Linked DNA regions of Homo sapiens: regions 2 and 3 are each linked to region 1. Evidence: chromatin contacts called from ENCODE Hi-C or POLR2A ChIA-PET data. All regions are on one chromosome and are shown on one strand. Each heading gives the region's core, a stretch centred on a gene start or an enhancer-like site at or near the end of the contact. The rest is flanking DNA. Distances are from core to core; before and after follow the strand shown. Region 1 holds the start of KCNMB4 (potassium calcium-activated channel subfamily M regulatory beta subunit 4). Region 2 holds the start of PTPRB-AS1 (PTPRB antisense RNA 1). Region 3 has its middle 18 kb from the start of PTPRB-AS1.

What was found. Hi-C counts contacts between places; a loop is a spot of excess contacts on that map. ChIA-PET counts read pairs that join two places held with the same protein, here RNA polymerase II (POLR2A). Pooled maps may share reads with other maps.
Region 2: a pooled map shows a loop between it and region 1 (5-fold over the local background). The contact joins the promoter of PTPRB-AS1 here to the promoter of KCNMB4 in region 1. A Hi-C loop is called at or near these places in 1 of 37 single-sample maps with no recorded cell type and 2 of 50 pooled maps.
Region 3: a map of PC-9 shows a loop between it and region 1 (7-fold over the local background). The contact joins the enhancer-like site here to the promoter of KCNMB4 in region 1. A Hi-C loop is called at or near these places in 1 of 168 maps with a recorded cell type or tissue (PC-9), 1 of 37 single-sample maps with no recorded cell type and 2 of 50 pooled maps. POLR2A ChIA-PET finds 5 or more read pairs at or near these places in 2 of 52 experiments (A673 and OCI-LY7).

Annotation. Positions count from the first base shown.
Region 1 is chr12:70,363,086-70,368,242 of GRCh38, forward strand. It overlaps KCNMB4 (potassium calcium-activated channel subfamily M regulatory beta subunit 4), which reads left to right and starts at 3,205. Exons shown (of 3, transcript NM_014505.6): 1 at 3,205-3,985. The coding sequence starts at 3,650. RefSeq lists a silencer at 3,021-3,260.
Region 2 is chr12:70,465,826-70,470,982 of GRCh38, forward strand. It overlaps PTPRB-AS1 (PTPRB antisense RNA 1), which reads left to right and starts at 2,254. Exons shown (of 9, transcript XR_001749196.2): 1 at 2,254-2,502. RefSeq lists an enhancer at 1,983-2,955.
Region 3 is chr12:70,447,399-70,452,555 of GRCh38, forward strand. No RefSeq gene overlaps it. Among named protein-coding and RNA genes, the nearest start is that of PTPRB-AS1, 18 kb to the right of the region's middle. Within about 2 kb of position 2,578, at least 3 of the 41 ENCODE cell types and tissues checked have a DNase peak (open chromatin) inside an H3K27ac peak, as active enhancers do; they include PC-9, where a contact is called at or near this core.

The sequences.
Region 1 (5,157 bases), core at 1,955-4,454:
TATCAGCAAGCTGGAACTCAATTTCCTATGACATTAACAAAATCTATAATTATAGCTGCTGAATCAAGAAGAAAATATAAAATGGTTTTATATGGTTTTCTTTGTTGGATCACTCATACTTTCATCATGTGTAATATCTAGTAAAAAAGGTCTAAACTCTAGAACGTAAATTTTAATAGAAAAAGTGATTATACATTATTTTCCTATGTATTTTCGCTTTTCAAGTGTTTAGTGGCAGTTATCAAAAAACTTCATAATGTGCCAATTTTTGAAAAAATTTTCCCACCTGCTGTAAATTCCCTTCTATTCCTAGGATACAAAAGCCTGCCTTAAAATTATTTTTAGAATCTTTTATTAAAAAGTATATATACATATGATATTGTATACTGCAACTTTAGCATCAGCCACAGGACTTTTTGAATATTGATCATGAGAACAAATTATAAGTAACATGGCTTTGATGCCCTTGTTTAGACAGGCTTTATTTTTCTTTTAAATTGAACTTTATCAAGACCTGGCCATGATCCTACTGGAAAAACTACTGCAGACGATGTACATCAAATAAGTCAGTCTGGTTCTTAATATTACATTTTTAATCTTAATTGGTGGAACACTATTCAAAGAAAGGACTAGCTGCTTTTTCTGTGCTACTTCCACCTTTCACAGGGAACAGAGATTTTAAGTGACCTCAGATCTTAGCATTTCTGAGCTTTCCTGGAGTTCTTACTACCATTCTGACTTAGTAAGTGGTGACCTGTATTCTGAAACTGAGGGGCTGACATATCCAATCTTCCTTGGGAATGTGATAAAGCAGCTCCGCTTCAAGTAAGTAAAACTAATAAACACTTCCAGTGTTTCATTAAGAATAAAATAGAAATTGATTTAATTTGTGAAGTCTTAATACGTTTGACTTTCAATAAAGATGTGAAGATAAAAGTGTTCAGAGAAAAGCTAAATTAAAAACAGGAAACAGGAGAAAAAAATGTCTAGAGAACAGAAGACACAAGTTTCTTTAAATACTTTAAGAATAATTGCCAAGAAAGAAATTGACTAAATGCAGAACTGAAAGAAAATGAATTTTAAAACTTCAAGAATTTCAGTTAAAATAAGATAGAATTTTCTGATTTTGTTCCCTAGACTTAGACCACCGTACTTCAGTTTTGAGGCAGAGGTTTCATTCACAGAAGACTTTGAGCTCTGGAATCATTGAAAAACGAACCATATTCATTAAATTATTGGTAGTCCCCCAACTGCTGTGCATTAATAGGAATTAATTCTGCCTCATTTCAGTTCCTCAACATACTGAGCTAGAATAATTGTATCTTGTTATTTGTTCATCATTGCTTCAGATCTTAGACATAGCTTTTCCTTTCTTGGAAAAGAAGATTATAACAATAGAAAAAAAAGATTATTTCCTATGTTTTTTATTTTTCCTGCAATAGGAAAAAGATTCAGATTGAAGATTTGTGATTTTCGGTTATGCTATTTCAATTATTAAACTCACTTTTAAGCAATGTAATCACAATTGTCTTTATGCTAACAGGAAAAGAATACAATTCTTACATTTAAATTAAAAAAAGAAAATCTCAAAACCTGAAAGGTATTAGAGAACAAAGCATCTTCCTAATTTGGACGTTTTTCAAACTCTACATCTTCTTAATTTATTGAGAAAAAGACACTTAGGATCTTCCTGTAATTAATTTGCCCATTGCTGGGAAATACTTGTTACCTGTCATAATGTAGTGCTTCAAAATAACGTTATCAGAACTGCAGTCGAAAGGTACTCAATACCAGTTAAGTAACATTTGAAGTCCAGGAAAGAGAAGTCAAGAATTCCATGATTCCATGTTTCCGTATTCATCAGGAACATAATTAAGAGTTTATTCATTTGAGACTTACAAGCAAACAAAAAAAGTTTATGTAGTTTGCAAGGAAGTTAATATTCTGATTTTATTCTTCGAAATGTACATATAAATAGTTCTCAAGTTTGATTTTATGATAAAAGTGTAGTTTGGGAAAAGGTCATTCTAACTTTAAAAAGGTCGCGAAAACAATAGAGGCTGAAGCATTGTTAGCGTAATTGGGGGAGGAGGGAGCAACGGCAAGAATTAAGAGCAGAACACAGGTCTAGAAACAGTACCTGTCCCAAAGTGGGTCTGCCCGGCGCTGTCGCTTTAAGCAGCGCTCCTGGAAACCTCATCTACAAATCCTGGGGCGGGTCAGGGGTGGCAAGACTCCTAAGGAGGGAAACGACAGAAATGATTCTGTTCTTGCGAGCCCCAAAGCAAGAGTACTTTTCTGATGGGTAAAGTGGTATTTCTTTCCAGGCTGCAAAGCTCTCCACCTTTTTCCTTTGGTCTCAGTCAGCCCCAGCCATGGGGGCAAATCAAGTTGGGGTCAACTCGGCTGCCAGAGACCTAAGTTGCCACAAGGGTCACCGACGACCTAAGCAGCAAGTTTCCTTCGTCCAGCCTCCTGCCCCCACGCACATTGCCTCCACAGCAAACTCCACCTGACTCAGCTTGTTTAACTCCAATCCTGCAGCCCTCCCGGCCTCAGCAGGGTCAGGGGGCGCGGGTCTGCGCCAAGACGGTTAGGAGGCCCAAGTCCTGGGACTGGACGGTTACTGCGCTCCCTTGGGCGCAGCCGCTGGCGGCGTGGGCGCGGCTGGGTCACGCCTCCGGCACCACCGCGCGCCAGCCCGCCCGTGGCATGGGAACCTGCGATTCAGTCGTCCCCGGGGACCTCCCAGCGCACACCGCTAGCCTGGGGCTTTCACCTCGATCCGCCCGGCCTGGGCGGCTCGTGTCCTCCCACACCGCCACCCGTGCCCGCTTCCCGGGGTGCGCCCGGAGCCTGGCCGCTCTCCCTGCAGGTGACCAGTACTCGTTTGGAGTTCAAGATTCCCGCCGCTCCACTTGAACTCCACCCTCCCCTCTTATTATTATTATTATTTTAACTTCCCTCCGGTTAAGCTAAATTGATCTTAATCTTTCATCTCGGACGTCCCTCTAAGGGGAGTGAGCGAAGATTCCGATTGCAAGTCGCCGCTGTCGCTTGTGCCCGTCAGCCCCTCGCCCAAAGGAGACGCCCCCGGGCGGGGCGGGGCGGAGCGGGGCGGGGCGGAAGGGCCCGGGTCTGCTGCGGACGGGGCGGGGCGGAGCCTCCTCCTGCACGGGGGAGCCCCCGGGCTCGCCCCAGCTCAGACACTCCTAGCCTTGGGGCAGCTGCCGGGCGAGTCAGCGGAGTAGCGGCCAGCGGGCGATGGAGACAGAGAGACACCCGACGAGAGGAGGCGGGGTGGGGGAGGCGGGGAGAGTGCGGGGGCGGAGGCTGGCAGGGGGCGCTGGAAGCTGGAGCGGTCCGTGCGCTCCCCGCGCCCGAGGGTGCAGGAGGCTCTGAAGCGGCTGCTGCACCGCGGGGCCCAGGCGGCGGCTGGGGGGCTGGGGGGCGCTGCCGCCGCCGCCGCCGGGGGCGTCGCTGGCCTCGGCCCCTTTGTTCTCGCGCGCTCCCCCTCGCCGCCCACTCCCCTGCTGTCGCGCGGCGGCGGCGGTGGCGGCGGCGGCTCCTCCCGCCCGAGGCAGTCGGGCTCGGCGCCGGGGGCGGGAGGGGGCGGGGGGAGCACGCCAGCCGCCGAGAGTGGGGGGCGATGGCGAAGCTCCGGGTGGCTTACGAGTACACGGAAGCCGAGGACAAGAGCATCCGGCTCGGCTTGTTTCTCATCATCTCCGGCGTCGTGTCGCTCTTCATCTTCGGCTTCTGCTGGCTGAGTCCCGCGCTGCAGGATCTGCAAGCCACGGAGGCCAATTGCACGGTGCTGTCGGTGCAGCAGATCGGCGAGGTGTTCGAGTGCACCTTCACCTGTGGCGCCGACTGCAGGGGCACCTCGCAGTACCCCTGCGTCCAGGTCTACGTGAACAACTCTGAGTCCAACTCTAGGGCGCTGCTGCACAGCGACGAGCACCAGCTCCTGACCAACCCCAAGGTAAGAACGCCCCGCGCACCCAGGGGCTCCCCGCGAGGGAGGTTTGGAGGCAGCGTCGGTGTTAGACTCCGCGCGGGGAGGGTTCGGCGTGTGCTCGCATTGCTAGGAGGAGACCAGGTGGCGCAGGCTGTGCTCAAACCAGGAATGACTACATCAGGGAGCCCCAGGGCTCCGGTCTTTTCAGGTGGGTTTACGCGCGGCGACCAGTGGTGCCCAGAGGCTTACTTTAAAACCTGTCTTGCCTGGTCTCAGATTTTGAGGCCTCGACCCAGTCCGGGTCCTGCGCCTACCGGACTGGGTTTGGAGAAGTGCAAGGAGCCAAGAAAGTTAACTTTTCCTCCATTTAAAGCCAGTGGTTAGCGGGGATCCACCTACTCCAGCTCACGGTCAAGGTCCGAGCTTCAGCTGGTCTCATCTAGAACTCAGATGGAATGACCTTCCTTGAAAGGTCGAGGGGACTCTCGAAAGTTGTGAGAGAGTTCCTCACCTTTTCGCTCTACATAGGCATTTTCAACTTGGGGTTCAAAGATAAGCTTTTGTGGCTTGACAAACGACCCGGAATCAAATGTGGAATATTGCGGGTCCATTTTGGGAAGTACAGAGGGCTCCTAGTTTTCATGAAATAGATTCTCAAAAGAGTCTACAGGGAGCCTAGTTACCCTTTGTGTTTAGGGACAGTCAGGAGTCGTCTGGAGAACAGTAAAACTTGCTGAAAATAGAAAACCTTCAGTGAAATGTACCTAATATGACTTCTCTGACAACTTCTATTGGTCTCGAAAGCAAGCAAGAAGAAAAAGAAAAAGAAAAAAAAAAAAGATAAAACCTGGTTAGGACTCCCGGGATGGAGAGCAGAGAGAGGAAGTCTCAGAAAACTGTTCCCAATGGAGAAAAATAACTTATAAAAAGCAGTGTCCTTAGCCTGTGAACTAATTGAGCTTTGTAGTGCACCTGGTTCTGGTTCCGTTTCTACTTCCCTTGATCTTTTCTGCTCTCCTTGTTGCTTAACTATCAAAGGTATGTATCTTTTTAAAAGTTACTGACATTTTTCCTTTTTTTGAGGGATCAAGCAGAAAAACAGTCCAAAAGGGAATGCATCTTGTGTTCACAGGAAAACTTTCTGTTAACTCTAACAAGATATATTTATATTAATCCAAAAGAAAAAAATTCTACAT
Region 2 (5,157 bases), core at 1,004-3,503, 100 kb after region 1:
GCCATTTATAAATAAGTTGCTGCGGTGATTTCTCCTGAAGTTTATATCAGGTTGTCTAGCTTCAGTTTGCAGGGCTTCAAGAAAAGAAGATTTAATTTCTAGTGATTTCAAATCAGTAAAAGGGGAGGAAATTTTGAAAACATTAGTTTGGAGACTTGTAGCAAGGAAGAAATTTAGAATTTAGTCCAAATTGTAGGCAAATAATAAAAACTTTAAAACAATGGAAAGGCTAGAACCTAATTACAGGTGTACTATGACAGAGCAGGAGCATCGCCATCTTGGACAAGCCCCTCATTCTAAAGTTCACCTTAATAAAAAACCACCTAAATCCAAAGGACATCAGCCTAATGGCTAAGGTCAGCATGACCATAAACCACAAATAACATCTCCAACCAGAAACATTCCAAACTCCTCCCTGACCAGAGACATGCCAGACCAGAGATAAACCCTGCTCTGGCCTGGAAGATGCTAGCCCTGAGATAACCCCGTTCCAGGCTGGAAAGATGTCTGTCCTAAGATAACCTCCCCTCCTCCCAGAAAGATTCTGCCATAAACTTTTCCACACACATAAACATTCATAAGCCCCCTCACCCTAAAACCAATATATACTCCTAGTCTGCAAGAGAAAGGGCTTCTGACCAAAATGGGCCGGGGATACCTCTCAGGTTTGATCTAAAGTAAACCTGTCTTCAACTGCAAGCTGTGTTTTGTGTTCCTTTCCTCTTTCTTTAACTCTTACATACTATAGTTTTCTTTTGACTTTTTTTTTTTTTTTTTTTTTTTTTTTTTTTTTTTGTCAGAGACAGGGTCTTATTCTATTGCCCAGGCTGGAGTGCAATGGTGTGATCATGGCTCACTGTAGTCTTGACCTCCTGGGCACAAATGATTCTGCCACCTCTGCCTCCTGAGTAGCTGGAGACAACGGGCACATGCCAGGACACCTGGCTAGTACTTTTTTTTATTTTTGTAAAGACGGTGGTCTCACTATGTTGCTTAGGCTGGGTCTTGAACTTCTGGCCTCAAGTGATCCTCCCACCTTGACCTCCCAAAATGCTGGGATTACAGGTGTCAGCCACTACACCCAGCTATAGTTTTCTTTTCGAAACATAGTTTTTCTCTCCAGTTCCTCATTTCTACCAAAGGCAAATCACAGTAGGACAAATCTAAGTTTTAGTCTTTTTATGCTTGGCCTGTGCTCCTTTGGGACACACACAGATAATTCAGGATAATCTCTCTATCTCAGGGCCAGCTGAGTACCAGCCTTAATTTTATCTGCAGTATTGGTTCTCCTTTGCAATGTAATCTAAATAGTCACAGGTTCCAAGGGTTAGGATGAGAACATCTTTGGCGGCCCATTATTCTGCCTGCCACATGAGGATACTAAAATATAATGAGGATAAAAATAGTACCTACTCACAGCATTGTACTGAGGAAAAGTACATTCTAGAGTTCTTACTTATCTTTGAGTAAGAATTTAAATATGAGCATTTATTATTATTAATAACAATCTATATTAGTTTGCTAGGGCTGCCTTAACAAACTACTGCAAAGTGAGTGGCTTAAAACAACAGGAGTATATTGTCTGTCAGTCCTGGAGGCCAGAAGCCTGAGATCAAGGTGTCATCAGCGTGGTTCCTTCTGAGGGCTTTGAGGGAAGAATCTATTCCATGCCTCTACCCTAGCTTCTGGCAGTTTATTGGCAATCTTTATGTTCCTTGGCTTGTAGATGCATCACTTGATCTCTGCCTTCATGTTCACATGGTGTTTTCCCTGTGTGCATGTCTGTGTCCAATTTTCCCCTTTTTATAAGGACACCAGACACATTGGATTGAGCTCATTCTACTTCAGGGTGACGTCATCTTAATTAGTTACATCTACAATAATCCTCTTCTCAAATAAGGTCACATTCTGAGGCGCTGGGGGCCAGGACTTTAACATATGAACTTTTGGGATATTTGGCTTAACCCATAACACAATCCAAAGGATAGGACTAGGACCATAGGATGGAAGGCATAGGAAGAGCATCATCATTTTCAGCTAATTTTTAAATTTTTTTTTAGAGATGTCTCTCTCTCTCTCTCCTGCCACCATGTGAAAAAGGTGCTTGCTTCCCAACTTTGCCTTCCACCTTGATTGTGAGGCAGCCAGGTGGGTGAGCGTCCCTGCAGAAACTCCAACCTGCCGGCCCACTGAGGTGGAGCCCCGGGAGGTTCACACCCTTTGCAGCAGGGAGGAGCCTGGCCCCTCCTCTTCCTGTTTGGAACCTGGGATTCAAATGGCCTGGCAGGAAGTGCTCTAGCAGAGGGACTCTGGCCTTGCAAGAGTCCCTATTTCCCCCTTTTTTTTTGCTTTTCACACAGTAAAACCCTGCTTTACTTCCCTTTGAGTCGTCTGTGAGCCTAAATTTTTGTGGCTGTGGGAAGGACAAGAACCCCATCTTTAGCTGAAATAAGGAAAAGTTCCGCAACATTTTTGGCACACACCCTGGGGGCTCCGGAAGTGGTGAGTGAAATGGTAACTCAAAACCTCTCACTGTTGCTTCTGAGCCTTTTCATCCTCAAACTTCTGAAGGTGGGGGAAACCATGTCCCCACCCCACCCCTCTTCACTCCTGGGCCTTTTCATGTCCTCCTTCCTTTTTTGGGACCGACTGGGGAACAGAAGCTCCCTTCTCCCTTATCTCCTTACCTCTCCCTTACCTCCAGGGGCTGAGACGCATGGACCAAGGGTCCGGCATAGCTGGTTGGCAGTCCCCACCCCACAGAACTGCTGGAGCGTTCTCCTTTCCCAGTCAAGGGGTTTTACTCCATCTGACAGTAATTGAGCTTTTCTCCTGGTGGAGGAACCACTTGCCTAAGAATAAGAGATTCTTCCCCAGGCACTTTAAAACTGTTCCTTTTCTTTCCCCTTCTCCACCCTGTCAACAGTTAACCTTTACAGTTTTTTCCCCCCATTTACTAGGCCAGGCCCCCAAACTATCACTGTTTAAATTTTCTGTAAACCTTTAATTATGAAAAAGGATTTGTGGGGCTAGTCTTAGGCTGTGGCCAATCTGGTGTGTTTTGCATGTCTATATGGTTTGTGCTACAAGCCTCCACCTTGCTTTAAATCCTGGGGGCATGGCCAGTAACAGCTTGGCAAGGCTTTGTTTAGCAACCCTGCCTTAGGGGATGAGCCCTCTCTGGTTCCTTATCTGCATGTTTTTTTTTTTCTTTCTTTCTTTTTTTTTTTTTTCTTTGTTGCCCAGGCTGGAGTGCAATGGCGTGTTCTTGGCTCACCACAACCTCCGCCTCCTGGGTTCAAGCGATTCTCCTGCCTCAGCCTCCCGAGTAGCTGGGATTACAGGCATGCACCACCAGGCCTGGCTAATTTTGTATTTTTGTAGAGACGGGGTTTCTCCATGTTGGTTAGGCTGGTTGCGAAGTCCCAACCTCAGCTGATCCGCCTGCCCCGGCCTCCCAAAGTGCTGGGATTACAGGCGGGAGCCACCGCGCCCAGCCAATCTGCATGTTTTCTTAACCCTGTCTCTTAAAGAACCCTACCTAGCGACTGGGCTTTCTCCTGTGTGTGTGTGTGTTGCGTGTAATGTCTAAAAAGAGCTCTGATTAATTTGGCCCAAAGACAAGCGCTTCCCTTTTTAAAGGGAAGTTAAAAGCTGTGGAGCCTTTCAGTTCATGTAACTTTAATTTTTGAGAAATAAAAACAGCCCTAAAGACTATTGGTAAAATGCAGGTCACATGCAAGGTTTGCTAAGAGTTTTGAGGTTATGAACTGCTTTTTGGGTTTTGAGAACTATTTGACTTGACGGTTTCACAATTGGTAAGGCCTGGGGACGTAGGGACCTAACCATACCCTTAATAAAGAAGGCAAACCTTGGCTACACTTAGCACACAATTAATACAACTAACCAATTTTTACGTTAAAATTAAAAATTGCTAGAAGTTAATTGAAACTACTAGAAATAGATTTACATGCAAGCTGTGTAAGAAAAGTAAAATGCATTTATTTGTAAAATGTTTTATATAAGAAGGCATGGAAATGTAAACTCTTGCCTAGGGTTAAATGATTGCTTTGAGTTAAATTAGGAAAAAGCTGAAGGTTCAAATAAGTAGTGGAAGAATTGTGGAAATTAATCTTGCAGAAGAGGTTCTCTGTGTGAACATATAGACTAAATTCAAAAACCGGTATTATATGGTTTTTCTGTAAATTGAGCATTGAAATAAAAGCATAACATGGTTTTCCTAAGGTGCTAATCTGCTCTTTGGCAAAATTTGTAAAGGATTATAAAAGGTTTTTTTGCTTCCTTAAAACTTCTGTGTCATTTTGGCAAAATAAATAGTTTCTGGTAATCTGGAACTCTATTTAAGTGCTTTAAACATATTTAACAGGTTTCCCTAAATCGAACTTCAGTTTCAAAATCGTCTTCCCTGGCACCTGGCTTTTTGAATACTTCAGAGGGCCCCTGAAGTGTCCAGAAAAGAGCGGTAAACAGGATTATTTGACATGTTTAGGTACATGGGATTGCCAAAATGATGTTCAATCTGCTTTAGGTTATATCTTGGTAAATAATGCTAACATATGTTCTAAAATTGTGTGGGATTTCTAAAATTCTAATGTCTGAGTATATCCTATCAATTATAATTAAGGTTGTTACGTTATCGTACATCACAGAGATAACCAAACTTCTTTGTCATTTGTGTTTCTGACTGTAACTACTCTGGACATTTTGCTATTCACAGACAGTTGTTGTCTTCTTTTAATCATTTTCAAAAGATAGTTTATAATAAGCTGTAGGACTTTGACAGGTGCTCTCAAATACAGTCTTCTGATAACTTTGGATATTATGACATTGGAATACAGGAAAATGTATAGGACTCATGAAGAGCTGAAATGCTCACAAATATCAAGCAAAACAAGAGTTAACTAAATGGACTGAACTCAGGAACCTGAAGCAACATTTTTGCTTTTGCTTGGAATATTGTTAACCCATGTTTTGTTTTGCAGAGTCAAGGAAACTTATTTTGAACTATTTAGAACCTTTAATAATTTTATAAGGTATGCTGCTATGAACACAATTTGAAGCATGTTTGTTTGTCTCTGCCTGTTTCCTCTAGAATTTGGAAACTATCTGTGGGTATTCTTATGGCAATATAGTTGT
Region 3 (5,157 bases), core at 1,328-3,827, 84 kb after region 1:
ATTTTCCTGACCTCTTTGGAATAGTAAAAATAGGAGTGTTCCAGGGACTAGCAGGAGGCTCAATGTGGCCAGCATGTTGTTCTTGTACTAGACGTTGAATATGTTCCAATTTTTCCTTCTTAATGGGCCACTGCTCCACCCATACTGGGCTAGTAGTTTTCCTCTTAATTTTGATAATTTTCAAAGGAGCAGTGGCCCCTACCAAAAAGGTGGCAGGACAGAGAGGTTTAAGCCCCACTGTTCTAGGGCATCTTGTCCCCACAGAGAAAATGGAATTTCTAAGATAAAGGGCTGAACCTGGGCAACCTTGCCTTCCAGGCCCAAAAGTGGAAGGTTATGCCTACTTTTTAATGGCTGCTGATACTCTCCAACACCCATGATAGAACATAAGGCAGAAGAGGAGGCCCAATCTGAAGGCCAGTGTTTTTTAGCTATAATAGTTTGATCAGCTCTTGTGTCAATAATTCCCATAAACATAACTCCATTAATTTTTACTTCCAAGTATGGTTTATGAGATGACACTGGACTACTCCAAAAAACTTTCATGCCTGAGTGGCCGAATCCTGAGGCCCCACCATTTTCTGTTGAGTATTACCTTGAAGGTAAGGAATAAGAATAGTCTGAGCAAGGCGAGTTCCTTTAGAGATGGTGTGGACCCCTGACACCTGTGCCATAAGTTTTATTTCTCCTAAATAGTCTGAATCTATCACTCCAGGGAGAATTTGAATCCCTTTAAGTGTATTAGAAGACCTTCCAATAATCAATCCAAACATTCCTCTGGGTAACCGGTCACAGATTCCAGTTGAAATCAACTGGACCGCATCTTGCTCTTTAAGCACCATGACTGTTATGACTGCGAGGTCCAGCCCTTCGCTGCTGGAGGTGGCAGAAGAGAGGTCATGGATGCTATTTCTGGTCCTGACTCCGAGGAAAAAGCTATTCCCCAAGTCTGGGGATTGGTGTTCCTCCATGGATTTTTCTGGGCGCTGGAGATCTCACCCCTCTTCCTGTTTCTTGATAACGGGTTTCCATCCTTATCAAATTTTGATTTGCACTGGTTAGCCCAGTGCTTACCTTTACTGCATTGCAGGCATTCTTTAGAGGGTATTTTAGAGGCCTTTGATTTCTTTGGGACTCCCTTCTATCAGCATTCTTTGGCCATATGCCCGGTTTGGCCACAGTTATAACATGTGGCCCCAGTCATCATTGCAGCAAAAGTCTGGGCCAGATGAGTTGTAGTGCCTACATTCTGGCATGCTTTAATAAACACACTGATTTCAGTGGCAGTGGCTCGGACTGGGGTTATTGCTGCCTGACAATCCTTATTTGCATTTTCAAAAGCCAATTACAACTTAAGAAGTCTGGTGGCTTCAGGATGGGGTACCTGTCTTTTGATTGCAGCCTGCAATTGGTTGATAAATTCAATGTATGTTTCTGTTGCATCCTGTCTAACCATCACAAAGGAACCCTGGGATTGTCCCACGGGTATCCTCTTCCATACTTGTATGGCTAGCTGCGAGCATTGAGGAAATCAACTGCTGTCCACCTGAGCCTGAGCCTGAGCTGAAGAAAAGGCCCTGTTACCAATAGCATATAAAGCTGTATCAGGATATCATTATCCAAAATTTGTAATCATTGCTGCATGGCTAAATGACTGTACTCGCTCCCCCACACAGTATATTCGGCAGCTGAAACCAAAACTTTTACCAGAGTGTCTTCTTTATGCCCTACTGAAGGGAGTGAAGTGGGGCGAGGAGCCCCTCTTTGTTGTTCTGGTTCCTGTGTACCCTTTCCCTTTAAATCTTCTGAATTCCCTTCAGGTGAAGAAAATGGGTGATGTGACTCATCACAGTCTGGCATATCAAAAGGGTATAACGCAGAGTGTAACCAACTCCAGGTGGTCAAAACGGTAACATTAGCAAAATGGCCCTGCTCCAATCCTCTTTTCAGGCAGCAACGCACCTGCTCCCATAACTTTAAATCTAATGTTCCTTGATCATGTAACCAAGGGCATTCCTGCCAAATTAAAAGCATAAGCTTATGCAAAGCTTCGGACTCTACAGTGCACTGGATAGCCTTAAGTAATTGTTGCACCATTTTATAAAAAACTTTCTGCTCTTTGGTCAACTCCTGACTCATGGTAACCCGACCCTTGGTATTATACACTTTGGTCACATCCTCCTGAAAACGGGTTGGGACTGTTCCTTACTGGTATTCCCCAAAGATTGGTGAGTCATCCTACTCCACGTGTAACTTCAAAGCAGTCGCATCAGGGTCACCACTTGCAGGTTGCTCTGCAGTGAACGCCGAGAAATAAGTATTCATACAATTACAATGAACGGGGTGGGGAGCAGCTCCTTCAAGGGATTGCTGCTTTAAGATCTGTCTGTCAAGTATTTGTTGAGAAGGCTTGTTAAACTACAATTTAGACAAACAAGAAACATCCACCAGGTGGCTATTTGGGGGTCAGGTCATGAGGTACATATGGCCTTATTTATTACATCTGAAAGCACTCAAACCACATTCTTAGGATGCTGTCTTCAGCACTCCTTATCACACATCCTGTTCCTTGTCCTGTTTTCAGAGTCAAGGAGTTACAGTATCATGCACAAACAACATACACACAGTGCCTTAGTATTTTTCCATGCCTCAACCTCAAATGCCTTGTATATAAGCTTGAATGTATTGTCGTACACCCCCACACACTGAGCAGCAAAGCATTGAAGATGTCGCCTGGCTGCTTCTAACAGCATATGGTCATATGTGTGAGCAAAGAGATGTCTGAAACTGGAAGTTATATTTAAAGGGGAAGCAGGGCATAAAAGTTTAGAATATTTGCAGTCTGACCATGCACTAGAAAAGAAAACCCCATTTTCTGGGAGGAATTCAAGCCATCTACAGAAATTTGCATAAGTAACATTGCAGAATGTTAATAGCCAAGACAATGGGGAAAATGCCTTGAAAGCATTTCAGAGAACTTTGTAGCAGCCCCTCCCATCACAAGCCCAGAGGTCTTGGAGAGAAGAATGGTTTCATGGTCCAGGCCCAGGGCCCTGCTGCCCTGCACAACCATGGGACATTGCTCCCTGTGTCCCAGCCACTCAAGTGCCAGTTGTAGCTAAAAGGGCCCCAGATACATGTTAACCCACTGCTCTAGAGGGTGTCAGCCATAAGACTTAGTGGCTTTCATGTGGTGTTAAGCCTGCAGATGCACAGAGCACAAGAGTTGTGGCTTGGAAGCCTCAGCCTAGATATCAGAGGATGTATGGAAATGCCTGGATGTCCAGGCAGAAGTCTGCTGCAGGGGCAGAGGCCTCATGGAGAACTTCTACTGGGACAGTGCAGAGGGGAAATGTGGGGTTGGAGCCCCCACACAGAGTCCCCATGGGGGCACTACCTAGTGGAGCTGAGAAGAGGGCCAGCATCCTCTATATCCCAGACAGATAGATCCACTAGCAGCTTGCACCATGTACCTGAAAAAGCCACAAGCACTCAGCGCCAGCCCTGGGACCTGAGCGCAGCAGAGCCACAGGGGCAGAACAGCCCAAGGCTTTGGGAGCCCACCCCTTGCATCAGTGTGGCCTGGATACAGGACATGGAGTCAAAGAAGATTATATCAGAGCTTTAAGATTTAATGACTACCCTAGTAGTCATTATCTAAAGCTGGGCTTCAGAATTGTATGAGGCCTGTAGCCCCTTTGTTTTGACTAATTTATCTCTTTTGGAATGGGTTCATTTACCCAATGCCTGTACCCTCATTGTATCTTGGAAGTAACTAACTTGTTTTTTATTTTACTGGCTCATAAGCAGTAGGGACTTGCTTTGTCTCACAAGAAACTTTGGACTATAGATTTTTCACTTAATGCTAAAATGAGTTGAGACTGGGGGGATGTTGAGAAGGGCTAATTGTATTTCACAATATGAGAAAGACATGATATTTGGGAGGGGACAGAGGCAGAATGGTATGGTTTTGATGTGTCCCTGCCCAAGCCTCATGTCAAATTGTAATCCCTAATGTTGGAGGAGGGGCCTGATAAGAGGTGATTGGATCATGGGGGCAGATTTCCTCCTTGCTGTTCTCATGATAGCAAGTGAGTTCTCATGAGATTTGGTTGTTTAAAAGTGTGTAGCACCTCTCCCTGTATTCTCTTCTTCCTGCTCCAGCCATGCTTCCCCTTCACCTTCCACCATGATTGTAAGTTTCCTGAAGCCTCCCCAGCCATGCTTCCAGTACAGTCTATGAACTGTGAGCCAATTAAACCTCTTTTGTTTATAAACTACCCAGTCTCAGGTAGTTCTTTATAGAAATGTGAGAATGGACTAATACAATGAGTCATACTTTAAGACCAAACAGGAAATTATCAGGCTGAATATGTCATCACAGATCTCAACTAACACCTGGAATAATAATTTGTTATTATCATTATTATTTCTTTCTTAGACAAGATCTCACTTTGTCACTCAGACTGGAGTACAGTGGTGTGATCATGGCTCACTGTAGCCTTGATCACCCGGGCTCAAGCAATTCTCCCACCTCAGCTTCCTGGGTAGCTGGGACCACAGGTGTGTGCCAGCACACCCTGCTAATTTTTAAATTATTTGTAGGGACAAGGTCTCACTATGTTGCCCAGGATGGTATTGAACTCCTGGGCTGAAGTGCCTCAGCTTCCTAAAGTGCTGGGATTACAGGAAAGAGCACTTTCCCTAGAATAAAGCCCACCCTAGAATAATGATATTTTACTGAATCCAAAGTATATACAGGAGGCAGAATTTATTGTATTCACCATGACTTGTCAACAAACTAGAGATAAGAGAATTAATACCAATGGCAAGAGGTGGGGAAAGTTTTAAATAACTAAGAATATTGATATCTGCAGAGGAAAAAGCAAATAAAAATAGTCAAAGGATTAAGTGTTCTAATGTTTCTTAAGGAGGTAGAATGCCAAACAAAAGGGATAATCCGAAGATTGAAGGAAATGCCTTACCTGGTCATTATGACAGATGAACGACTCCCACTAAGAATCCTGTTTTCGTAATACCACAGGAGGCCATATTATTGGAGAGTTCAAAGAAGTTACTACAAAATACCAAAGATTAGCTCCAAAATTAGGAAAAAAGTTTTATTAGGACAACAATTAATCAAGTTTTGCCTCATGA